3 separate regions of the Homo sapiens genome follow, and regions 2 and 3 are each linked to region 1. A link is a contact called in ENCODE Hi-C or POLR2A ChIA-PET data. All regions are on one chromosome and are shown on one strand. The core of a region is the stretch at or near the end of the contact, and the rest is flanking DNA. Distances in the headings are between cores, read along the strand shown. Region 1 overlaps UBE2J2 (ubiquitin conjugating enzyme E2 J2). Region 2 overlaps LINC01342 (long intergenic non-protein coding RNA 1342). Region 3 holds the start of TTLL10 (tubulin tyrosine ligase like 10).

The links. Hi-C counts contacts between places; a loop is a spot of excess contacts on that map. ChIA-PET counts read pairs that join two places held with the same protein, here RNA polymerase II (POLR2A). Pooled maps may share reads with other maps.
Region 2: a pooled map shows a loop between it and region 1 (4-fold over the local background). The contact joins two enhancer-like sites. A Hi-C loop is called at or near these places in 1 of 168 maps with a recorded cell type or tissue (B cell), 2 of 37 single-sample maps with no recorded cell type and 6 of 50 pooled maps. POLR2A ChIA-PET finds 5 or more read pairs at or near these places in 7 of 52 experiments (AG04449, B cell, GM12878 and 4 more).
Region 3: a loop to region 1 is called in a map with no recorded cell type, with 11 times the contacts of the local background. The contact joins the promoter of TTLL10 here to the enhancer-like site in region 1. A Hi-C loop is called at or near these places in 1 of 168 maps with a recorded cell type or tissue (PC-9), 1 of 37 single-sample maps with no recorded cell type and 2 of 50 pooled maps. POLR2A ChIA-PET finds 5 or more read pairs at or near these places in 6 of 52 experiments (H1, WTC11, activated B cell and 2 more).

Annotation. Positions count from the first base shown.
Region 1 is chr1:1,249,198-1,254,011 of GRCh38, reverse strand. UBE2J2 (ubiquitin conjugating enzyme E2 J2) reads left to right here. Exons shown (of 7, transcript NM_058167.3): 7 at 1-100. Among named protein-coding and RNA genes, the nearest start is that of C1QTNF12, 4.9 kb to the right of the region's middle. RefSeq lists an enhancer at 2,579-2,858. Within about 2 kb of position 2,936, at least 5 of the 41 ENCODE cell types and tissues checked have a DNase peak (open chromatin) inside an H3K27ac peak, as active enhancers do; they include B cell, where a contact is called at or near this core.
Region 2 is chr1:1,141,733-1,146,546 of GRCh38, reverse strand. LINC01342 (long intergenic non-protein coding RNA 1342) reads right to left here. Exons shown (of 3, transcript NR_038869.1): 3 at 2,491-3,808. The region is part of intron 1 of LOC124903820 (a long non-coding RNA gene); the gene reads right to left. Among named protein-coding and RNA genes, the nearest start is that of LINC01342, 7.1 kb to the right of the region's middle. RefSeq lists enhancers at 1,111-1,630, 4,755-4,814. Within about 2 kb of position 2,331, at least 12 of the 41 ENCODE cell types and tissues checked have a DNase peak (open chromatin) inside an H3K27ac peak, as active enhancers do; they include B cell, where a contact is called at or near this core.
Region 3 is chr1:1,171,495-1,176,308 of GRCh38, reverse strand. It overlaps TTLL10 (tubulin tyrosine ligase like 10), which reads right to left and starts at 2,429. Exons shown (of 16, transcript NM_001130045.2): 1 at 2,383-2,429; 2 at 1,988-2,024; 3 at 1,820-1,885. It overlaps TTLL10-AS1 (TTLL10 antisense RNA 1), which reads left to right. Exons shown (of 2, transcript NR_173246.1): 2 at 1-3,253. RefSeq lists an enhancer at 194-712 and a silencer at 2,190-2,279.

The DNA of each region.
Region 1 (4,814 bases), core at 1,687-4,186:
TGATCAGTTTATTCAGAATTGCTCTATAATTTACCAATTGTATGTATTTAACCTATTCTTGTGGAAAAAAAAGGTCTTTCATTATATCTTTATTTCTGAATTTCATGCTGCTTGTGTCTGTGTGGGCCGGGATGTGTGTCCATCTCTGTGCTCAGGGCTGGGGTGGCCCGTGACCAGGGGGTCACACCTGCTGGCCTGGGGTGGTGTGGCAGCTGCAGGGCAGGTGGGTCCCCACAGGGAATCGCGTCGCTGGAGCCATGGTGTAGAGCCCTCTGCAGGGCTCTCTCCCCATCCCGTACTGGATGCCAGCCCTGCCCTGATCTCCGCTTCTGTGACCGCCAGCATCACTTCCAAAGCCCGGTGTCTCCCGAGGCTCATGGGAGGGGGAATGCTAACGAATAGAGTGTTTACTCAACACGCTACTGCCGGGTGCAGTGGCTGCCGCCTATAATCCCAGCACTTTGGGAGGCTGAGGGGTGGATCTCTTGAACCCAGCCTGGGCAATGTAGTGAGACCCCATCTCACAAAAAATACAAAACACTACCTGGTGTGGTGATGTGCACCTTTGGTCCCAGCTACTCAGGAGGCTGAGGTGGGAGGATTGCCTGAGCCCGGCAGGTGGAGGCTACAGTGAGCCATGATGGAGCCACCGCAATCCAGCCTGGGCAGCGAAGCCAGACCCTGTCTCAAATGTCGTCTAGATGTGAAATCTCAACTTTGTTTTTTTGTTTTTTGGAGACAAAGTCTTGCTCTGTTGTTGCCCAGTGTGGAGTGCAATGGTGCTATCATGGCTCCCTGTAACTGCAGGGTCCAGCCCTACTGGGCCTGTGGGTTCTTCTTGTGTACGGAGAGATGTGAGATCATAGAAATAAAGACACAAGACAGGGATAGAAGAAAAGACAGCTGGGCCCGGGGGACCACTACCACCTAGATGTGGAGGCCGGTAGTGGCCCCGAATGCCTGGCTGCGCTGTTATTTATTGGATACAAGGCAAGGGGGCAGGGTAAGGAGCGTGAGCCATCTCTAATGATAGGTAAGGTCACGTGTGTCTCGTGTCCACTGGACAGGGGGCCCTTCCCTGTTTGGCAGCCGAGGCGGAGAGAGAGAGAGGACAGCTTACACCATTCTTTCTTCTATGTATTTCAAAGACTTTTAGTACTTTCACTCATTGTGCTACTGCTATCTAGAAGGCGGAGCCCGGTGTACAGGGCGGACCACGAAAGCAGACCAGGAGTGTGACCGCTGAAGCACAGCATCACGGGGAGACGGGCCTCTGGATGGCTGCGGGTGGGCCTGACTGATGTCGCCTTGCACAAGAGATGGTGGAGCAGAGTCTTCTCTAACTCCCCCGGGGAAAAGGAGACTCCCTTTCCCCGTCTGCTAAGTAACTGGTGCCTTGCCAGGCGCTAGCGCTACCGCTAGACCAGGGACCCCTCTGGTGGCCCTGTCCGGGCGTGACAGAGGGCTCACACTCTTGTCTCCTGGTCACTTCTCACTATGTCCCCTCAGCTCCTATCTCTGTATGGCCTGGTTTTTCCTAGGTTATAGTTGTAGAACAGAGATTATTATAATATTGGAATGAAGAGTAATGCTAGAAACTAATGATTAAGAATATTCATATATCATCACATCTATAATCTATTTCTAGTGTAACTATTCTTATTGTGTATATTTTCTTTATTACACTGGAACAGCTCATGCCCTCGGTCTCTTGCCTCGGCACCTGGGTGGCTTGCCGCCCACATGTAACGGTGACCTCCTGGGCTCAAGGGATCCTCCAAACTCAGCCCCCTACATATCTGGGACCGCAAGTGTGCGCCACCATGCCTGGCTAATTTTTGTATTTTTTGTAGAGATGGAGTTTCGTCATGTTGCGCAGGCTGGTCTTGAACTCCTGAGCTCAAGGGATCCACCTGCCTCGGCCTCCCAAAGTGTTAGGATCACAGGCGTGAGCCACCGCGCCCGACTAAAATCTCAACTTTTTTTTTTTTTTTGAGACGGAGTCTTGCTCTGTCGCCCAGGCTGGAGTACAGTGGCGTGATCTCTGCTCACTGTGACCTCTGCCTCCTGGGTTCAAGTGATTCTCCTGCCTCAGCCTCCCAAGTAGCTGGGATTACAGGTGCCTGCCACCACACCCAGCTAATTTTAAGTAGAGACGGGGTTTCACCATATTGGCCAGGCTGGTCTGAAACTCCTGACCTCGTGATCTGCTTGCCTCAGCCTCCCAAAGTGCTGGGATTACAGGCGTGAGCCACCACGCCCAACTGAAATCTCAACTTTTAGCGATCATCGGTCAAGCAGTGAAGGTGGTGCCCGTGGCATGTTGTCCGCACTGGCCCAAAATAAAAAATGATGTTTGGGCCGGGCGTGGTGGCTCACTCCTGTAATCCCAGCGCTTTGGGAGGCTGAGGTGGGCAGATTACCTGAGGTCAGGAGTTCGAGACCAGCCTGGCCAACATGGTGAAACCCTGTCTCTACTGAAAATACAAAATTAGCCGGGCATGGTGGCATGTGCTTGTAATCCCAGCTACTCAGGAGGCTGAGGCAGGAGAATCACTCGAGTCCAGGAGGTGGAGGTTGCAGTGAGCCAAGATCGTGCCACTGCTCTCCAGCCTGGCTGACAGAGTGAGACTCTGTCTAAAAAAAAAAAAAAAATGATGTTTGGCCTGTTGGGCCGGGCACGTCTGACCCTCTGTCCCCGTCTCCCTTAGAGGAATCGTGGGCCCCTCTGTTCTTGTGTTGTCACCGGTGGAGGCCGTCCTTGACTTCCCCCTGGGAGCACGGTGTGTCCCCTCGCCATGCAGAGCACACTGTGAAGTCTTTTAATGAGGAGAGAAAAGCCCCTTAAAAGTTGATATTCTGCAGACAGGTGAGCACGTGGCCTCGTGGTCACAGGAAAGAAGAGGCGTTTCCTGTGTTCTGGCAACCTCGAGCTTCTCTGTGAGCGCATGCCCAGGCCTGCCTGAGTGCTGATGAACCAGCCGGCACAGCAGAGCACTCCGGGTCTGAGGGAGCTGCTCTCCCTGCAGCAGGCGGCTGGGCAGGGCACCGTGGTCCTTTGCCATTTTTCCAGGGCCGGGGGGTGTCAGGGTGTCTGCGTTGGGGGGTGCAGGGGGTGAGCAGAGCCAGCAGCTGCACCTGAGCCTCCCCTTGTGAGCAGCTCGTGGCTGTGGCCCAGGGTACCCTGGATCCTTGGTGGGTGACCCAGAGGGTGGGGTCCTCTTGGTCGTCTTCTAGAGGGAGCATGGGGGCTGAGTGTTCCTGCCTGGGTGCCAGGCTCAGCTCATTTTAAAGGTGCCTGGGGTTGGGAACACGAAGCCACATCCTTCCCAGTTAGGCCCAGCCTCCCAGGGTGAGGGCAGCAAGTCACCCAGGTGCCGAGGGAAGAGACCGAGGGCACAAGCTGTCCCAGTGTAACAAAATATATAAAATAAGAGTTATACTTGGTATAGACCATATGTGTCACTAATCATTAGTTTGTAGTAATTATTCTTTATTCCAATATTATAATAATCCTCGCTCTATAATCATAATCTAGGAAAAACCAGGCCATACCGAGATAGGAGCTGAGGGGACATGGTGAGAAGTGACCAGAAGACAAGAGTGCGAGCCTTCCGTTACGCCCGGACAGGGCCACCAGAGGGCTCCTTGGTCTAGCAGTAACGCCAGCGCCTGGGAAGGCACCCGTGACCTAAGCAGACCGTGGTCTAGCGGTAGCGTCAGTGTCAAGGGAAAACACCCGCTACTTAGCAGACTGGGAAGGGGAGTCTCCCTTTCCCCGGGGGAGTTTAGAGAAGACTCTACTCCTCCACCTCTTGTGGAGGGTCAGGCCCACCCACAGTTATCCGAAGGCCTAACCGTCTCCCTATGATGCTGTGCTTCAGCGGTCACACTCCTAGTCCGCCTTCACGTTCCATCCTGTACACCTGGCTTTGCCTTTTAGATAACAGTAGCAAAATTAGTGAAAGTACTAAAAGTCTCTGATAAGCAGAAATAATGGCGTAAGCTGTCTCTCTCTCTCCCTGGCCCCTGCCTTGGCTGCCAAACAGGGAAGGGCCCCCGTCCAGTGGACACGTGACCCACGTGACTTTACCTATCACTGGAGATGGCTCACGCTCCTTATCCTGCCCCTTTGTCTTGTATCCAATAAATAACAGCGCAGCCTGGCATTCGGGGCCACTACCGGTCTCCACATCTTGGTGGTAGTGGTCCCCCGGGCCCAGCTGTCTTTTTTATTTCTTTGTGTTGTATCTTTATTTCTACGATCTCTCATCTCCGCACACGGGGAGAAAAACCCACAAACCCTGTAGGGCTGCCCTCTACACCAGGGCTGCCCGTTTTCCTGCCTGTAGGGCAGAGGGGGAGGCCCAGCCTCCCTCGGTCTAGCCTCCCAGGGCTGCCCGTGTCCCGGCCTGTAGGGCGGAGTGGGAGGCCCAGCCTCCCTCGGTCCAGCCTCCCAGGGCTGCCCGTGTCCCGGCCTGTAGGGCGGAGTGGGAGGCCCAGCCTCCCTCGGTCCAGCCTCCCAGGGCTGCCCGTGTCCCGGCCTGTAGGGCGGAGTGGGAGGCCCAGCCTCCCTCGGTCCAGCCTCCCAGGGCTGCCCGTGTCCCGGCCTGTAGGGCGGAGTGGGAGGCCCAGCCTCCCTCGGTCCAGCCTCCCAGGGCTGCCCGTGTCCCGGCCTGTAGGGCGGAGTGGGAGGCCCAGCCTCCCTCGGTCCAGCCTCCCAGGGCTGCCCGTGTCCCGGCCTGTAGGGCGGAGTGGGAGGCCCAGCCTCCCTCGGTCCAGCCTCCCAGGGCTGCCCGTGTCCCGGCCTGTAG
Region 2 (4,814 bases), core at 1,082-3,581, 110 kb after region 1:
AAAGCCACCTGGATGTTTCCCCAAGCGGAGGTGAAACGACAGTTAAAAAAACCCCAAAATCCCCAAAAAACCCATTCAAGGTCAACTTCTAACCGGCTCTGCTTCTAGCTAACAGTGGCCTCCCGCCACCGCTGACTACTCTCCTCCCTCAAGGCACAGGGCTGCCCCAGCAGGAGGAGGAGCTGAGCCCCTTTCTGAGGCCACGGCCGGGACCCCCGTGGGAAATTCCGGCCAGAGGTGGCCACAGGAAGGCGTCTCTGTGCACCCTTGGAGGGGCTGGACACTGTCCCCTGCTGGAACCCACAGACCCATGGCACTCCCAGGCTGGGGGGCAGCTTTGCTCCCTGGAGGCCTCGACTTGGTGCGGACCCTGCCCTGGCACCGGCCGGGCCCAGGGCTCCCCCAGACCTGACTCGGACACAGCCACGTTTGCACAGGTGACAGATTTGCTTCCCAAAGCAGCAGTGGTGGCAGCATCAGCATCTAATTTGAGTGAGAATTCTCAGATTCGGGGCAGGGGGGGCTCTGGAACCCCACGCAGTGCCAGGCAGTACTGAGAATGGGCCCTCCCAGGGCTGCCCACCGGCCCCCAGACCCCAGAGGGTGCCAGGAAGGCAGTGGACAGGCTCCTCTCCCACCAGGATGGGGCCGAGAGGGCTCTGCGGGATCCCCTGTGGCCTCCTGGCCCTCCCAGCCCCTGCACTCCCGGCCTCTCCATGCTGCTTTGTGGCCTCTGACCCCTGACCCTCCTGGGTCAGCCAGTGGAGAAGGTCTGCCCCTGAGCCTCAGACGCCCTGGCAGGCCCCACCCTGGCACCACCTCTGCCAACGTCAAAGGCCGCTCCCCCTGGCTCTGCCGGACCTGCAGCCCCTCCGGCCTCCTGGACTCACCTGGGCTCTGCCCCTGCCCCCAGCCCTCGGCCTTCTGGGAGCCCTCCTGGGGGGTCAGCCATGAGGTCAGGGGGGTCAGTGAGGTCATGAGGATCAGCCATGAGGTCAGATCGGGTCGGCCATGAGGTCAGGTGGGGTTGGCCATGGGGTCACTGGGGTGAGCCATAAAGTCAGGTGGGGTCAGTCATGAGATGGGGTTGGGTCAGCCGTGCGGTCAGGTCAGGTCGGCCATGAGGTCAGGTGGGGTCGGCCATGAAGGTGGTGGGGGTCATGAGGTCACAAGGGGGTCGGCCATGTGGTCAGGCGATTACATGCCCTCCTTGCCTTCCTTCCCCGGGCGGCCCTCAGCTGCTCCCGCCTGTCCCCTGGCAGGGCGTGTCCTCTGGAGATACGGGCGGGGCTCTCGGGGCAGAGGCTGGATGGACGGGGCCAGGTCCGGTGCTGGAGTTCAAGTGACACTGACTGAGGTTCCCGGGGAGCACAGGCCAGGAGGGGCCACGGTGTCAGCCAGGAGGGACTGTGGTTGGGTGTGGAGGGGAGGAGCGGGGGGCTGTGGGGTGAGACCCCTCCCGGCTGACTGGGTGCTGTGGGCACTGCCGGCCGCATGCCAGGGTTCCTGCCTCGTGGGGACTCCGGCCTGGGCGAGTGCAGGTCTCAGAGCGCAGGTGCGGCAGTGACCCCAGGCCTCAGTCCTCTCCCCTCCTGGGGGTGGGAAGGGAGGGGAGAGAGGCCCGGAAGGCCGGGGACTCCCGCCAGGGGACTGAGGGAGGCCTCGGAGGGGTGGGTGGCCTGTCTGGGAAGCTGCTCTGGATCCGGCGTCTGGCCTGGCCCGGTCCCCGTCTGCACAGCACACACCACGGAGGAGAAGGAGGAATCGCCCGGAAGCCCCGAGAGGCAGGCGCGGCCCCACAGGCTGTAGAGCCCCTCGAGGTGCGCACAGCCGAGTGTCCCCGGCAGGCCAGGCCCCGGGCCCAGGTGCCGTTGCTGGGGCCCTGTGGCTGGCGGCTCGGCTGATGCAACCCAGGCTCCAGGAAAGGCTGTCGTTATGGGCTGTTTCCCTGGCAGGGAGGGGAGCGCTGGGGCCCTGGGCTCCTGTTGGCAGAGGCCTGACCCAGCTGGGCCAGGTGTGGCCAGGTTTCTCCAGGCCCCTGAGCTGCGGGAGAGTCTGCAGCCGCCCTGCCCTGCCCGTGGGCTGGCTCCTTCCCCCTTTCTCGACGCCGCAGCAGAGTTAATGAGGCCACTGGGCCTCTGCCGGGTAATTGGTCTCCAAAGGCGGGAAAGTGTCACCAAAGACGCTGCCGGGACAACAGCAAGAAAACCGCCACCGCCTTTTCCACTCCCGGGTCTAACTGTGCCCTGGGCCACCCAGCCCGGGGGGAGTAGGCTTGTCTCTCAGAGGCACCGGAGAGAAGACGCACTTCCTCCTCTCCAGGTGCTCAGAGGAGGGCCGGAAACAGGCCTGGGCCTGGGCAGCCGCCGAGGGTGATGGGGCTGCCCGGGGCCGTCGAGAGGGGAGGCTGCTTGCCCGGACCTGGGAGGCAGGTGCTGGCTGTTCTCAAGGGGCTGCGTGTGATGGGAGAAGGGGCGGAGACAAGGTGCATTTTGCAAGAGAGTTTGTGTTTTAATTGGAGCAGAATTCACATAGCATAAAATAATTTTGAAGTGAGAATTTGGTGGCATTTATTGCACTCACAGGGCTGAGTATCCACCACCTATATCAAGGTCCAGAACATTCCGTCACCCCGAGGGAGGCCGAGCTCCCAGGCTGCAGCCACCGCCCCGTTCTGTCTCCACGGACTTGCCTGTCCCAGGGGTTGCCCAGTACCAGGGTCACACACACGATCCAGGGCCTTTCCCGCCTGGCCGAGGGGACCCCACTCCACACAGCCGCGCCCTCAGACACGGGGCAGCTCTGAGCTCCCGCGGAGCCTGTCCAGTTTGTTCACAGCAATGGCCCTGCCCTCAGCCTAGGCTCTAGGAACTGGCAGGGCAAGGGGGCAGGAGGGGGCCCAGCAACAGGGCCACACCCTCAGGGGATGCCCAGGAAGGACGGGAGAAGCCACGCAGGGCTGAGCGTGGGGCGGCTGGGTGCCCTGATGGAGAGCCGGGGCTCTGTCCACACCTGGACACCTCCCGGCCGTGGAGAGCAGAGGTCGGCCTGGAACTGCTCCCGAGATGCAGTGTGGGGCTGGGGGAATAGAGAGCGAGTCAGGCGAGTCCCCAGGCAGTGCAGGGCTGGGAGAATAGAGAGAGGGTCGGGGGAGCCCCCAGGCAGTGCGGGGCTGGGAGAATAGAGAGAGGGTCGGGGGAGCCCCCAGGCAGTGTGGGGCTGGGGGCCTAGAGAGTGAGTCGGGGGAGCCCCCAGGCAGTGAGGGGCTGGGGGAATAGAGAACAAGTCGGGGGAGCCCCCAGGCCTGAGGTAGGCAGCGCGGGGAGGCGGGTTTGGGAGAAAAGCAAAGACCACAGTTTTAGACACAAGTTCGTATGAGAGCAGGACACTTCAGCGACCGTTAGGGCGGGAGGCCGGGCCCATGAGGCTTGAATTTGAGGCGACCCACAAGGCCTCAGCCCGGGGTGGCTCAGCCCAGCTGGGGTCTCTGAAGTTCCCGGTGCCAGAGCTGCCACGTGAGAAGAGGCAGGTGCCGCCCTCCATGGCACAGCCCGCAGCAGGCATGTGGCACCAGTAAAGCCGGGTCCTCCAAAGACGAGAACAGCAGCTGGGGGGGGACCTGGCATTTTCCGAAGACACAAGGGTGTCTGGGGAGAAGGGCTCTGCTGCCCCTGCTCCCTGGTGGACGCTGGCGCTGCCTGGAGCTGCGTGGGGACCTGGCTGACGGGGATCCCTCCCTGCGCCAAGACGCTTGGGGTTGCTAATATCAGGGGTGAGCCGGCCCCTGACGTGCAGGGTGACCATGTGCCTGGAGAAGGAAGATCCTTTTAGAAGGTAGGAGGAGCAGAGCGTGCAGGTGGGGAGGTGGGAGGACAGCAGGGGTCCCGGCTGCCTTCAGAGGCCGAGGGGAGGCTGGGGTCGTGGCAGGAGGCAGTGGGGGAACCGTTTTGCTAAACGGGAGGCTGAGAGGGCGGCAGTGCAGGGGTGCTGTGGGGAGGACGGTCTTGACTGAAAGACGGGGACGGGGTCGGGCACAGTGACTCACGCCTGTAATCCCAGCACTGTGGGAGGCCGAGGTGGGCGGATCATTTGAGGTCAGGAGTTTGAGACCAGCCTGGCCAACATGGTGAAGCCCCATCTCTACTAAAAATACAAAAATTAGCCGGGTGTGATGCTGGGCACCTGTAATCCCAACTACTCAGGGGCTGAGGCAGGAGAATCCCTTGAACCCGGGAGGTGGAGGTTGCAGTGAGCCGAGATCGTGCCACTGCACTCTAGCCTGGGTGACAGAGCAAGACTTCATCTCGAAAAAATAAAAAAAAAGAGAGACGGGGATGGTGTGCTGGGGACTGAGGGCAGACACGGCTCAGTGGGAGCGCAGGGCCCCAGCCGAGGGGTCCAGGCCTGGGGGCTCCCCTCTCCCGAGCACAGAGGGGTCCAGGCCTGGGGGCTCCCCTCTCCCGAGCACAGAGGGGTCCAGGCCTGGGGGCTCCCCTCTCCTGAGGACAGCGTCCACGCCGAGGACTGACGGGTTGACGTGAGGAGGAGGCAGGCGGGGGTGGCAAGAGCCTGTGGGGTCTTCAGAAGCCAAAGAGGGGCCGGTGTTTCCTGTAGCCAGGTCAGCTGTGGAGCCGAGGGTAGGGGAGTGGTCTTGGGCCCTGGGGACCAAAGCCCAGCGTGAAGCTGCCCCCAGGGATCCACAACCATGCAGGGTCTCCCCCGGTCGGCCCACGGGCCCAGGTGCCTGTCTCCTGGGGCTCGGGCTGAGGGGAGCTGAGAGGAGGGAGCAGCATGGACCGGGGACCGTGGGCGAG
Region 3 (4,814 bases), core at 1,180-3,679, 77 kb after region 1:
ACAGCGGCTGGGAGCAGCAGCCTCTCCACCTGCACAGCGTCAGCCTCTCTCCACCTGCACAGCGTCAGCCTCTCTCCACCTGCACAGCGGCTGGGAGCAGCAGCCTCTCCACCGGCACAGCGGCAGCCTCTCTCCACCTGCACAGCGTCAGCCTCTCTCCACCTGCACAGCGTCAGCCTCTCTCCACCTGCACAGCGGCTGGGAGCAGCAGTCTCTCCACCTGCACAGCGGCAGCCTCTCTCCACCTGCACAGCGTCAGCCTCTCCACCTGCACAGCGTCAGCCTCTCTCCACCTGCACAGTGGCTGGGAGCAGCAGCCTCTCCACCTGCACAGCGTCAGCCTCTTTCCACCTGCACAGCGTCAGCCTCTCTCCACCTGCACAGCGGCTGGGAGCAGCAGCCTCTCCACCGGCACAGCGGCAGCCTCTCTCCACCTGCACGGCAGCAGCCTCTCCACCGGCACAGCGGCAGCCTCTCTCCACCTGCACGGTGGCAGCCTCTCTCCACCTGCACAGCGGCTGGGAGCAGCAGCCTCTCCACCTGCACAACAGCAGCCTCTCTCCACCTGCACAGCAGCTGGGAGCAGCAGCCTCGCAGGGTTGCTGCAAAGATGGAGTTTCCACATGTAATGTCAGGACAGCACCCGCCACACACTGCGCAGTCTGCAGGGCTGTGGTGATGGTGACTGTGGGGGTGACGGGAGGCAGAGAGCTCAGGGACAGCTCAGGATAGGCGGGAACACAAGCACATGTGAAAAGCAAGGCGATCGCCAACTCTGAGGAAAACAAATGGGCACCACCCGGGGAGGCCGGGCAGCTCTGCCCCAAACATCATTCGTGCCGGGATGATATGGACAGGGCAGCGTGTGGAAGACAAGCCCCTTTCACCGTCCACGGGGAATTTCTGCACTGGAAGCTCCAGAAGCAGCAGCATCAGGTGCTTTTTGGAAACAGGCAGTTAGAAAGCGGAAGCACAGCACCCACCCCCCCACCCAGGAAACTGCCTCCGTCTCTTCTGCTGCAGAAGAAGCAGCAGCTGGAAGAGGCAGCCAGGTGCTGATTTCATCGTAAGCCTGAGGCCTCCTTTGGGCTTTTCTAACTTTATGTCCTTATGATGTTCACAAATAACTAAATAAGTTGTGAGCTGTTATTTCTTGTCATTGAAATTAAAGGTGTTTTTTTTTTTAATTTTTTTAGACGAAGTCTCACTCTGTCGCCCAGGCTGGAGTGCAATGGCGCAATCGCGGCTCACTGTAACCTCCGCCTCCCAGGTTCAAACAATTCTCCCGCCTCAGCCTCCTGAGTAGCTGGGATTACAGGCGCCTGCTGCCATGCCCGGCTAATTTTTGTATTTTTAGTAGAGACAGGGTTTCTCCATGTTGACCAGGCTGGTCTCAAACTCCTGACCTCGTGATCCGCCCACCTCGGCCTCCCAAAGTGCTGGGATTACAGGCGTGAGCCACCGCCCCGGACTGAAATCAAAGGTTTCTTAAGCAGCTGCCCGCTGTGTGTGTGGTGAACCCGGGGCCTGAATGCAGGTGGGACGCAGCCTCCCAAGCGCCGGGAGCCGCTGGCTCCTCACGCCTGTCGATCTAGCAAATGTGCTTTGGAGTCTCTGACGGACGCGATTCTGAATCCAGAAGGAAAGCGTCTCACTCCGAGATGCTGACTGACGTGTCCTTTATAGCGGTGGGACTTGGGAAGCCGGTGACGCCCGGTGTGGAGGACGGTTGTGACGCCCCTCGGTGGGGACACGGTGTAAAGGCGGCGTGGAAACTTGGTGCACGACCTTACAATAAATTGTAAAATAAGCGTTTTACCTGGTGAGATGAAAAGACCGGCAGGAGACGGCACCCCGGTAGGATGAACAGAAGAGACTTTTAAACCTGAAGAAATCATCCAAAAAGCGACCACATGTTAGTGTCCTGCTGCGAGTTCTCCCCCCAGAATCCAAGCTTGGCCACGTGGGGCCCTAGGAAGGTACTGACATTGTTCGAAGAGCTGGTGCCTCCCGGCCGGAGGCCGCTGTCAAAGGACGCACGACCTGTGGGCTCAAGCAGCCGTCCGTCCAGGACTTGCTCTGCGGAGGCAGACCTGGTCCCAGGCCACGGAGCTCGTCCCAGGGCTGCCCAGCCCTCCCACCCCACCGGGTACACACACCGTTCCCCGGCCTGGCCTGGACCCGAGCCTCTCGCACGGTGGCGCTGGGGTCCGGGACCCGCAGAGCAGGCTCAGCCTGGCCCCACCCTACCCGATCCCTGTCCAGTCCCCTCCCCAGCCTCCTCCTCTCCTGAGCAGCCTCCCGAGGGGACCCGCAGGCAGGGCGTAGGAGGGCGGGGCCGAGCCCACTGGACCCCAGCTGGTGGCCGCCGGCGCTTCTTACCTGCCCAGCCCACAAGGTCCTGGGAGCCTGGGCCAGGAAACAACAGTGGTGACCTGGCAACCGTCTCCTGGCAACCCCCACCCAGCCGGAACCCAGAGGTGAGCTTGGGTTTTCGGAGGATGGGGAGGGGCTGCTGAGTGGCGGGGCCAGCCCGGGAAGCCGGGCTGAGGGCTGAGGCTGGAGAAGGGCACAGCTTCATGGGCACAGCTGCCTCCCAGTCACTGCTGGGACTGCCTGAGCCTGAGCCCCAGTTGCTGCCCCTCCGCCCGGCCCTCCCAGGATGGTCCCTGAGCCGTCTCTCAGGCCCCACCCATGCTCAGCACCCCAGGACCTGGCCCGGGCCAGGCTCTGCGTGCACCCTGGTGATGTTGGCTGGATACACGGCTGCCGATCCCTGAGCATTCTCTGTGCTTCACGTGGTCGGGTCCCTGTTCTCACTCCACAGCGGACGAGGTGCCACTGTGCCCCCCTCTGCAAACAGGAACCGGGGGCTCCACAAAGTGAGTGCCCCCCAGAGGGGGACTCACATCTATCGGTCCAAACTGCACCTTTCTGTAAGCCCCTCGCTGTGTCACAGACCTCGGCCAAAGTGAAGCATTCCGCAGGGGTTTGGGCCGTGAGGAACAGCCTGCCCGACACCTGACTTGAACACTCTGCGGGGAAAAACACCGAGGAACATCACGATTACCTTCTGCGGGAACAAGGGCCAAACAAACGGCCTCATCCTGAAGCCGTGTGGCCCGGGCCGCTCCCACCCATACCTATAGGCACCCCAGCCCGTAGGCGGCAGTGGGCTCTGGCATCCAGCTGGTCCCCCACCTCTGCAGGTGTTTGCAATGTACCCGTGTTGATGTAAGGCTGCCCTTTCTCCATCTCTGTGTGTCTTTGTTTAACCCTCACATTCTCTCTTTTTTTTTTTTCAAAATACGGAGTCTCACTCTTTTGCCCAGGCTGGAGTGCAATGGTACGGTCTCGGCTCACTGCAACCTCCGCCTCCCAGGATCAAGCAATTCTCCTGCCTCAGCCTCCCGAGTAGCTGGGATTACAGGTGCCCACCACAGTGCCCAGCTAATTTTTGTATTTTTAATATTAATTTTATTTTTTATTTTTATTTTGTTTTATATTTTATATATTTATTATTTTATATATTATTTTCTATATTATTATAATTATTTTATTATTAATTTATTATTAATTTTAGAGGGTTTCATCATGTTGGCCAGGCTGCTCTTGAACTCCTGACCTCAGGTGATCCGCCCGCCTCGGCCTCCCAAAGTGCTGGGATTACAGGCGTGAGTCACTGCGCCTGGCCTGCCCTCGCCTTCTCTTTAAAACACCTAATGATACGAGGTCTGGGAGTCCTGGGCTCCTGGCATGACCCATGGCACGGTCTGATCCCCTCTGCCTCAAACTCTGAGCCTCCAGCCACGTGTCCCCTACCCATCCGTGTCCTTCAGAGCTTTGCGTGGGTCACGAGGGCCTCTGTGCTTAGGGTCCCCTTGCAGGGGGCTGGTGGTGCCCCCAAAAGACAACCACATCATAGCCCTGAAACCTCGAATGTGACCTTATTTAGAAGAAGGGGCTTTGCAGGTGGGGTTACGTCAGGATCTCTAGTGACATCACCCAGGGCAGGCCCTGAATCAATGGCCTCTGCCCCCCTGAGAGGGAGGTGGAGAGAGGAGACGCAGACGTGGGGGAGACGCCGTGGGACTGGGGGGCAGAGATGGGTGACACGGCCACAGCCACTGATGCCTGAGCTGGCAGGGGCTGGGGAGGCAGACAGGGTCCTCTCCTGGAGCCCCCAGAGGGGTGCAGCCCTGCCTGCCCTGTGGCTTTGGAGTTCTGGCCTCCAGATGCGGGCGTAAGCGTCTGTTGTTGTGCCTGCCTGTGTGGTTTTTCAGCAGCCGGGAGGAGAAGCCACCCTTTCGAGAGTGTGGTGCCCGCTCCGGAGCCGCCTCCCCGACCCACGCCGGGGCGGCAGCCTGGGGGTTCCCCGCTCTGTGTCCCTGGGGCCTGAGCTGTGGGGGAAGAAGGGGCCCCGGCTGTCCCTGGGGAGTCCCTGGAAGGAAGAGAGAGCTCTCGGAAGCGGGGCGGTGGGGGGCGTCTCCCACCGTCCTCCTGGTTCTGTCCAGCTGGGAACAGTGTCCTCGTCCCCTCCCCGCACTCCCACCTTGCGCCTGGTGCTCAAGCTTTGAGATGGTCCCGCTGGACCCTGGTGCGGAGCAGACCCAGGAGGCCCCTCTGCCCTCTGGGAGCCTCAGGTCAGGTGGCAGGTGGGGCTGGGGCAGGTCCTGGGCTGAGTGGCTGGGCCTTCGGGGAGCAGGGCCCACTTGGTGGGGGTGACGGGTGGGGGGTTCCTTCGGTGGCTGCTGTGGCTCTCCAGGCTGGGAGCAGCAGATCCGGGTTCGGAAGCTCTGACTCTGGGAAGGGGC